Linked DNA regions of Homo sapiens: region 1 is linked to region 2. Evidence: chromatin contacts called from ENCODE Hi-C data. All regions are on one chromosome and are shown on one strand. Each heading gives the region's core, a stretch centred on a gene start or an enhancer-like site at or near the end of the contact. The rest is flanking DNA. Distances are from core to core; before and after follow the strand shown. Region 1 holds the start of SMG9 (SMG9 nonsense mediated mRNA decay factor). Region 2 holds the start of SERTAD3 (SERTA domain containing 3).

Region 1 (3,416 bases), core at 52-2,551, 3.3 Mb after region 2:
ATGTTGGCCAGGCTGGTATCGAACTCCTGGCCTCAAGTGATTCGCCAGCCTCGGTCTCCCAAAGTGATCGGATTCCCCGGGTAAGCCACCGCACCTGGCCTCCCTGTGCCCTTTATTCTGGGAGCTTCCACAGTATCTGAATGTGGGGAGTTCCTTGGAACTTAAAAGCCCACCTAAACCAGGTGTGGAGGATACAGTGAGCCGAGATCGTGCCACTGCACTCCAGCCTGGGCGACAGAGCGAGACTCTTGTCTCAAAGAAAAAAAAAAAAAACCCCACCCACATGCAAGCTGGGGACTTCCAATGCTGTTTCCGGGCTCCTTTGGGGATTACCCCCAAACTTAGGAAAGCTGGTCTATTTAAGTGTCTGCTGATGGACTTCTAGGGTGACTTCCCGAAAATTAACAAATCGAATTTACATATTTTTGGGGAGTGTCTCCTCAGTATTTAGGCATCGCTTCACACACTCCCTTCGGGGATCTCCCAGAACCTCACTATTTGCAAATATTTGGGGAGACTCTCCCGATTCCTGAGTATGTAAGCCCACTTCGTGGGGCACTCCCCAGCCCAGAACTGTAGTCGATTTGCACATTTTCCTAAGGACTCCCTAGGATTTAAACTTCTCTCTACGGGGTTCTAGAAGGGAGCCTCCCCCGGATTTAGGCATTGCTTTACAAAGCTTCCCTCGGGGAACCCAACTCAAGTTTCTCGTTACACGTTATTGGGGCGGCCTCCCCAGTACTTGACGGGCAGTTTGCAGGCTGTACTTGGATCTCGCAGAGCATAAGTTTCTCATTTACACGTTATTTCCGTCCCCCGCCCCCATTCCTGCCAACCCAGTATCGAATTGACGGTCGCCGGCCCCCTACTCAGTGCCGCACCCCCGCCGGACGTCCCAGCGACCTTTCAATGGCCAAGGCGGGGGCGGGGCCTGCCGGAGCGCCCCGCCCGCCGCCGGTGCGCTAGCCTCGCGCGGGCTCGCGGCCCCCTTACCTAACGCGGCTGCTGATTGGTTCTCGGGGCGCGGTGTGCGCTCTCCCGTGACGGGAGTCGGGTGGGGGCGGGGAGGCTGACCCAAGCCACCCGCCTGCAAATGGCGTCTGGGGGCCAGGAACGTGGGAAGGAGAGAAAATGGGCACTCCCCACTCCGAAACCGGCCTCGGCGTCCGGGTTGCAGCCCCTAAGGAAAGCTGGGCCGAAGGAAGAAGAGGAGGAGGATGTAACGCGGGCCCGAGCTGAGATCAGTTCCCTCAGGCGACTCGTCCTGCGCATGCGCTGAGGGCTGGAGCTCGAGAACTGAATGCGCTCGCCGGGCTGAGCGTGCGTGGATGGAGGCGGTCGGCTTCAGCACGCATGCGGGTTCCGGAGCGGGAGGCGGGAGGACGCCGCGGCTCTGACTCAATGCGCGTGCGCGCGGTTGGGGGGTTGAGGGTGGGGAGATGAGTAGGGAAATGGATACGCCGAGGAGCCGGCAGGAGGGAGAGCGGCCCGGATCTGGGGTTCGAGTTGTGCCTCTTCGGTGATGTTGGCGGGATGCAGTGGGGTGGGACGACAGGGAGGAATTTCACTGTTCTGGGCTGAGTGCCAAGAACACATGAATGAATCAGACTTGGCGTGCGCCCTGGAAGACACCCCGGCCTGTGGAGAGACTGCCAGGGCCTCAAATCACTTAGGAAAGGGCGCGGGTCCGGTTGGACCTTGAAGGACAGGCAGGCGAGGGTACTCCAGGGAACAGCTAAGCAAAGGCGGCGAAGACCCCGGGGGAAGAGGTCTAGACTGGCTTGGATTCAGGGTCCACCTGGGTGGGAGGTGAGGCAGCAGAATGGGCAGGTCAGACCCTGAAGGGTCTCCAGTGTCAGTTTTATCCTTAAGGCCTGGGAGATGCAGAATAGTCTGAGACAGAACTATGTTTAAAACCCTCGAAGGCCGCGTTGGAGAAGGGAATCCGCTCCAGGGTCGAAAATTTAAACACACGTGGGCGGAGTCTTGCGCGCGCCAAAGAGGAACATTGGGCGACGGGCGCGGCCTGGAGAGCGCATGCGCATTCGGAAGGGTCGGCAGTTCCCCAGTGGGCAGAGTGGGTGGATGGGAAGGTTCTAGCTTTTTATTTGAAATTTTATTTATTTTTATTTTATTTATTTATTTAGAGACGGAGTCTCGCCCTGTCACCCAGGCTGGCGTGCAGTGGCGAGATCTCGGATCACTGCCGTCTCCACCTCCTGAAATTCAAGCGATTCTCCTGCCTCAGCCTCCCAAATAGCTGGGATTACAGGCGTCCACCACGCCTGGCTAATTTTTTGTATTTTTAGTAGAGACTGGGTTTTGCCATGTTGGCCAGGCTGGTCTCGAACTCCTGACCTCAAGTGATCCGCCCGCCTCGGCCTCCTAAAGTGCTAGGATGACAGGCGTGAGCCACCGTGGCTGGTCTAAAAAAAAGTTTTTTAAAATTATATTTGAACAGGTATTACATGTACATACACAATTCAAACCTCTCTGGCTGTATACAATAAAAGTAAGTTTCCACCTCTGGTTCCCATTTTCCTTTCCTAAAGCACTGGTTCCCGGTTTCCTTCTGGAGCTGCTGTTATAATAAAGCATTGGAGTTAAGAGCATGTGTTGAGTTCATATAAATAGCGGCTGAGCTTGACCAAGTGACTTAATACTCTCTACTTCTACGTCCCTGTTTGTGAATTGGGTGTGGTATAACCTTACTTACAACATTGCCGCCAGCATTAAATGGGTGAGAGTGCATAGAACAGTGCCTGTTGCCTAATGGTACTGTGTGTTGTCTCTGTGTATTATTTTGTGGTCTACCATGCTGATAGTTGTAGATTCTGAGCAGCCCTCTCCCCTCCAGGCCTCATCCCTACTGTCATTGTCCCAGTACCAGTACCAGGTGGAGCCACCTCTCCAGGCTGCCACAGGTAGAAACACCAGTCACCCAGAATGACTTGAGTCCACTGTTGATGGATTCTGGGGAAAGATTCTGGGTGTTTGATAAAGATACACATGACAGGCCATCTCTGTATTATGTCTATCAGTGTCCAATTTTACTTCTTCAGCTCAGGCCATATCTGAATTTCTCAACCCCAGATCACTCACGATTGCCAGTTTCACGTCAGGGCAACCCTCAGAGGTAGAATTTTCTTAAAAGAGGGAAAGAGGAGGCCTGGCATTGACCTTGGACCCACTGTGTACCAGGCTGTGTGCTCTCTGCTTTATATACATCACTATAATCTTCTCCCCTAATTTGTTTAACAGATGTTGGTCCGCGCAGTGACTCACGCTTGTAATCTCAGCACTTTGGGAGGCCGAGGCAGGCAGATCACCTGAGGTCAGGAGTTCAAGACCAGCCTGGCCAACATAGCGAAACCCCATCTCTACTAAAAGTACAAAAATTAGCCGGGTGTGGTGGC
Region 2 (3,468 bases), core at 687-3,186:
CTCAAGTTCCTCTAAGCCTTAAAACTGTTCTTCCACAATATTAATTTCTTCAAACATGGAGCACGAAAGACAAGTGTGGAGCACAGAGACCTGGATTGGAAGTAGGGAACCCCAAATCTGAATTCTGTATTGGAAACTGCTCAGCTGCGTGATCATGGGAAGTGATCTGAATGAGTCAATTCTCAGGGCCTCAGTTTCCTCATCTGTAAAATAGGGACTGTAAAAAAATACTTCTCACCACCTCTGTCAAGGAGATGCCACGTATCTATAGGGCCCACCACACCGGAAGTGCTTAATGAACAAGAGTTGTGTTTGTTTTTTGTTAGAGACAGGGTCTCGCTCTGTCGCCCAGGGCTGAGTGCAGCAGCGCTATCACAGCTCACTGCAGTCTCGAAGTCCTGGGCTCAAGCGATCCTCCCGCCTCAGCTTCCTGAGTAGCTGGGATTACCACCACACCCGGCCTCGATCAAGAGTTAATTGCCAGTTATTCGCTCAACAGATTTACTGAGTGCCTACTATATTCGAAATCTCCTGGAGCCCTGTTGGGGAACCTATGTTGAGATTCTTCTTCAACAGTCGGGATATTTCTATGTCCTCTTCCTTAACCGACTGGGAGCGCTCCCAAGAGTAGGAAAGGGGCCTGTCTCATTCCCTCTGCCCACGCTTTCAGATTCCCCCAAAGCGCGCCCCATAGGAAAACTTGCTAGAACTCAGCTCAGACCAAGCCCCGCCCCCTCGGAGGTCCCACTCAATCAGACCGCGACACTGTAAGGCCCCGCCCCCCCATGGGTCCTTACAGAGCATCCAGGAACGCCCCAATTTGGCCCAGGGGCTTCTGGGAAACGGGGGCCAACAGCCGCCAGGTACACGAATTGACGTCGAGCACGCACTACAATCCCCAGAGGGCTCCGCCCGTCCAGGGGACGAGCCACCCCCCTCACCCCGCTCTCCCTCAGGGCATGCGCACAGGGGCACAGGCGGGTGGGGGAAGGGAACCTGGACGTCCAGCTGCCGGCGCCTGCCGAGCCCCGCCCTCCATTGCCTCCGGGGCCGCGAGTCTGAGCTCCAGGCCCGGAACACCCCTCCCCCACCCCAGACTCCGGCTCTAAATTTGCTTTCTCCCGGTCCCTCTGTTCCTTGAAAGTCCGCGATTCTCCTTCCAAACTGCCCTTGGATCCAGAGACCCAGATCCGAACACATCGCTCAAAGACGACAATGCTCCGATCTAGTTCGGGAGACTACGTATCCTAATTCTGATACTTCCTCCCACTTCTCCTAGTCTCCTGACTTTCAAACGCCCCTGGACTTCACCTCCAAACTCGCTGTCCGGCTCCAAGACCCGAACATTGAACTCTTCCCGGCAACCTCCTTCCCCCGCCAGTGCGTCTTGGAGTCCCAAGAATCCTTGACCCTAGTTCTCTCGCTTCTCCAAATACTCAGAATCTCAGCTCCGTACCTCTCACACCTTTTCCAGAACACGATAAAGCCCCGAATTCAACCCGTCCGGAAGACCCAAGTGGAATCGAATCTCCAGGTTCCCTGTCTCAAAAGTTCCTCCCCTCTGTTCTCTCGCTTCTCCAAAAGCCCAACGTCCCAGCTTCAAACTCCCTCCACTTGAAAATACTGCCCCAACAACCTCGCCTCCCCTCCTGGGTCTTGAACTCAGTCTCAGGTCCCCAGACCCTCCCTATCATCACCCTGAATCTGAGGCCCCCTCCCCCGGTCCCACCCAGACCCCGCCTCCGCAAGTCCCCGGGGCGCGCTTCTCTCTCCCCCAGCCTAAGGTAAATTCCCAAGCCAGGCGACCACTCCTCACCGCAGCTGCCAGGTTCGCCACGACCACCTCCTGGAACGCCCACAGCGTTGCGACCCGCCAGTGCCAGGACCCACCAGTGACCGGTTGGAGCCTCGCTCACCTCGGCGGGGCCTCTCCGTCTGGCCTCTGGCCCACCAGCCCCGCCCCGGAGCCGAGCCGCGAGCCGCGATTGGCTGGAGTCCCGCCCGCCGCGGGGCGTCGATTGGCTGGGCGGAGCCATCCGCCCGTGCCCCGAGACGCCGGATCCGCCCACCCCTCCCTAGCGCCCCGGGCCATTTAAAGAAGTGCAACTGGCAGGGGGCGGGGCAGCGACTCCGGGGTGGAGGGCGGCCGGTCCAACAGAACCGCTTCCTTCCACTCAGCTACAGTCCTCGCTCCAAGATCGTCACCATTGCTCCCTGCGGTTCCTTTATGGTAGGCCTGGACTCCACCGTGGAGCCAGAGGGGCTGGCATGCCCCTCCCCAAGTCGCTGTGCAGGCGGGCGGGGCCGAGCAACCGGAGGAGGCCGCGCCCCCGGGGTTCCGAGGGAGGACGCTGGGGCGCGGGGGATGACGTAGCGGAAGACCAGCCAATAGAGTGGCGCGGCCCGCGTTGCCTAGGCGATCGTAGCCTCGCCCCCTTGCTGCCCCTCCCGCCCCCTATACGTTACCGCGCGGCCCCTTCTTAATCCTCAGGTTTTCTCAGCACGTCCTCTGGTGGTCCCACCTGGGTCTTCTGACACCCTCTTTCCTTCCCCGCTCCATCAAGATGACTCCTCTGCTACTGTTCATGGCTTCCTACCCACCCCGAATACAAACTTCAAACTCCTTCCTTTTGCCACAAAGCCCCTCACGACCTTGCTTGATGCGTTCTCCTGGTTCTCTCCGATCCTGCCCCATTGAGTCACTTCCAGTTTTTCTAAAATGGCTTCAAGCTCCCATTCACCCCATCAGGAAAACGAAAGGATTTTCTCTGTTTGTTTTCTTCCCTGCTTTACCCCAGTGTCTACAACAATGCCAGGTACATAATAAGTTCGCAAACATGACAATAAAAGGCCTCTGGATCTTTATTATTAATATTATTTTTTGCCGGGCGCAGTGGCGCACGCCTGTAATCCCAGCACTTTGGGAGGCGGAGGCGGGCAGATCACTTGAGGTCAGGAGTTTGAGACCAGCCTGGCCAACAATGGTGAAACCCCGTCTCTACTAAAAATACAAAAATTAGCTGGGCGTGGTGGCGCACGCTTGTAATCTCAGCCACTTGGGAGGCTGAGGCAGGAGAATCGCTTGAACCTGGGAGGTTGAGGTTGCAGTGAAGGCGAGATCGTGCCACTGCACTCCAGCCTGGGTGACAGAGAGATGGGGGAGGGGGGAGGGGGGTTTTCTTGTGTTGCCCAGGTTGGTTTTGAACTCCTGGCCTCAAGCAATCTTCTCGCCTCTGGATATTTAAACTTGTTTCCTCATCCTCAAAATATACCCTCAATTCCCAGGCTGCTTCTCAGAACACATTTCAAAGGTTTCCTCCTCTCCGAAGCCCTCCCTGGCAGTCCAGGTTGGGTTAGGATCCATTCTAGGATTCCATGGCCTCCTGTGCCGCCATCCCAGTCCTGGACTGTCAGTTACTATATGGACTGAGGAACGCCCCGCCGAGGGCAGGTACCAAGGATATCTCT

Evidence for each region. A loop is a pair of places that touch in the nucleus more often than their neighbours do. Pooled maps may share reads with other maps.
Region 1: a loop to region 2 is called in a map with no recorded cell type, with 10 times the contacts of the local background. The contact joins the promoter of SMG9 here to the promoter of SERTAD3 in region 2. A Hi-C loop is called at or near these places in 1 of 168 maps with a recorded cell type or tissue (breast epithelium), 1 of 37 single-sample maps with no recorded cell type and 2 of 50 pooled maps.

Annotation. Positions count from the first base shown.
Region 1 is chr19:43,753,661-43,757,076 of GRCh38, forward strand. SMG9 (SMG9 nonsense mediated mRNA decay factor) reads right to left here and starts at 1,302. Exons shown (of 14, transcript NM_019108.4): 1 at 994-1,302. RefSeq lists an enhancer at 233-492 and a silencer at 723-1,082.
Region 2 is chr19:40,442,399-40,445,866 of GRCh38, forward strand. It overlaps SERTAD3 (SERTA domain containing 3), which reads right to left and starts at 1,937. Exons shown (of 2, transcript NM_203344.3): 1 at 1,817-1,937. It overlaps SERTAD3-AS1 (SERTAD3 antisense RNA 1), which reads left to right and starts at 2,119. Exons shown (of 2, transcript NR_187496.1): 1 at 2,119-2,230; 2 at 2,492-2,865. RefSeq lists silencers at 784-1,163, 1,629-1,688, 1,869-2,188, 2,249-2,468.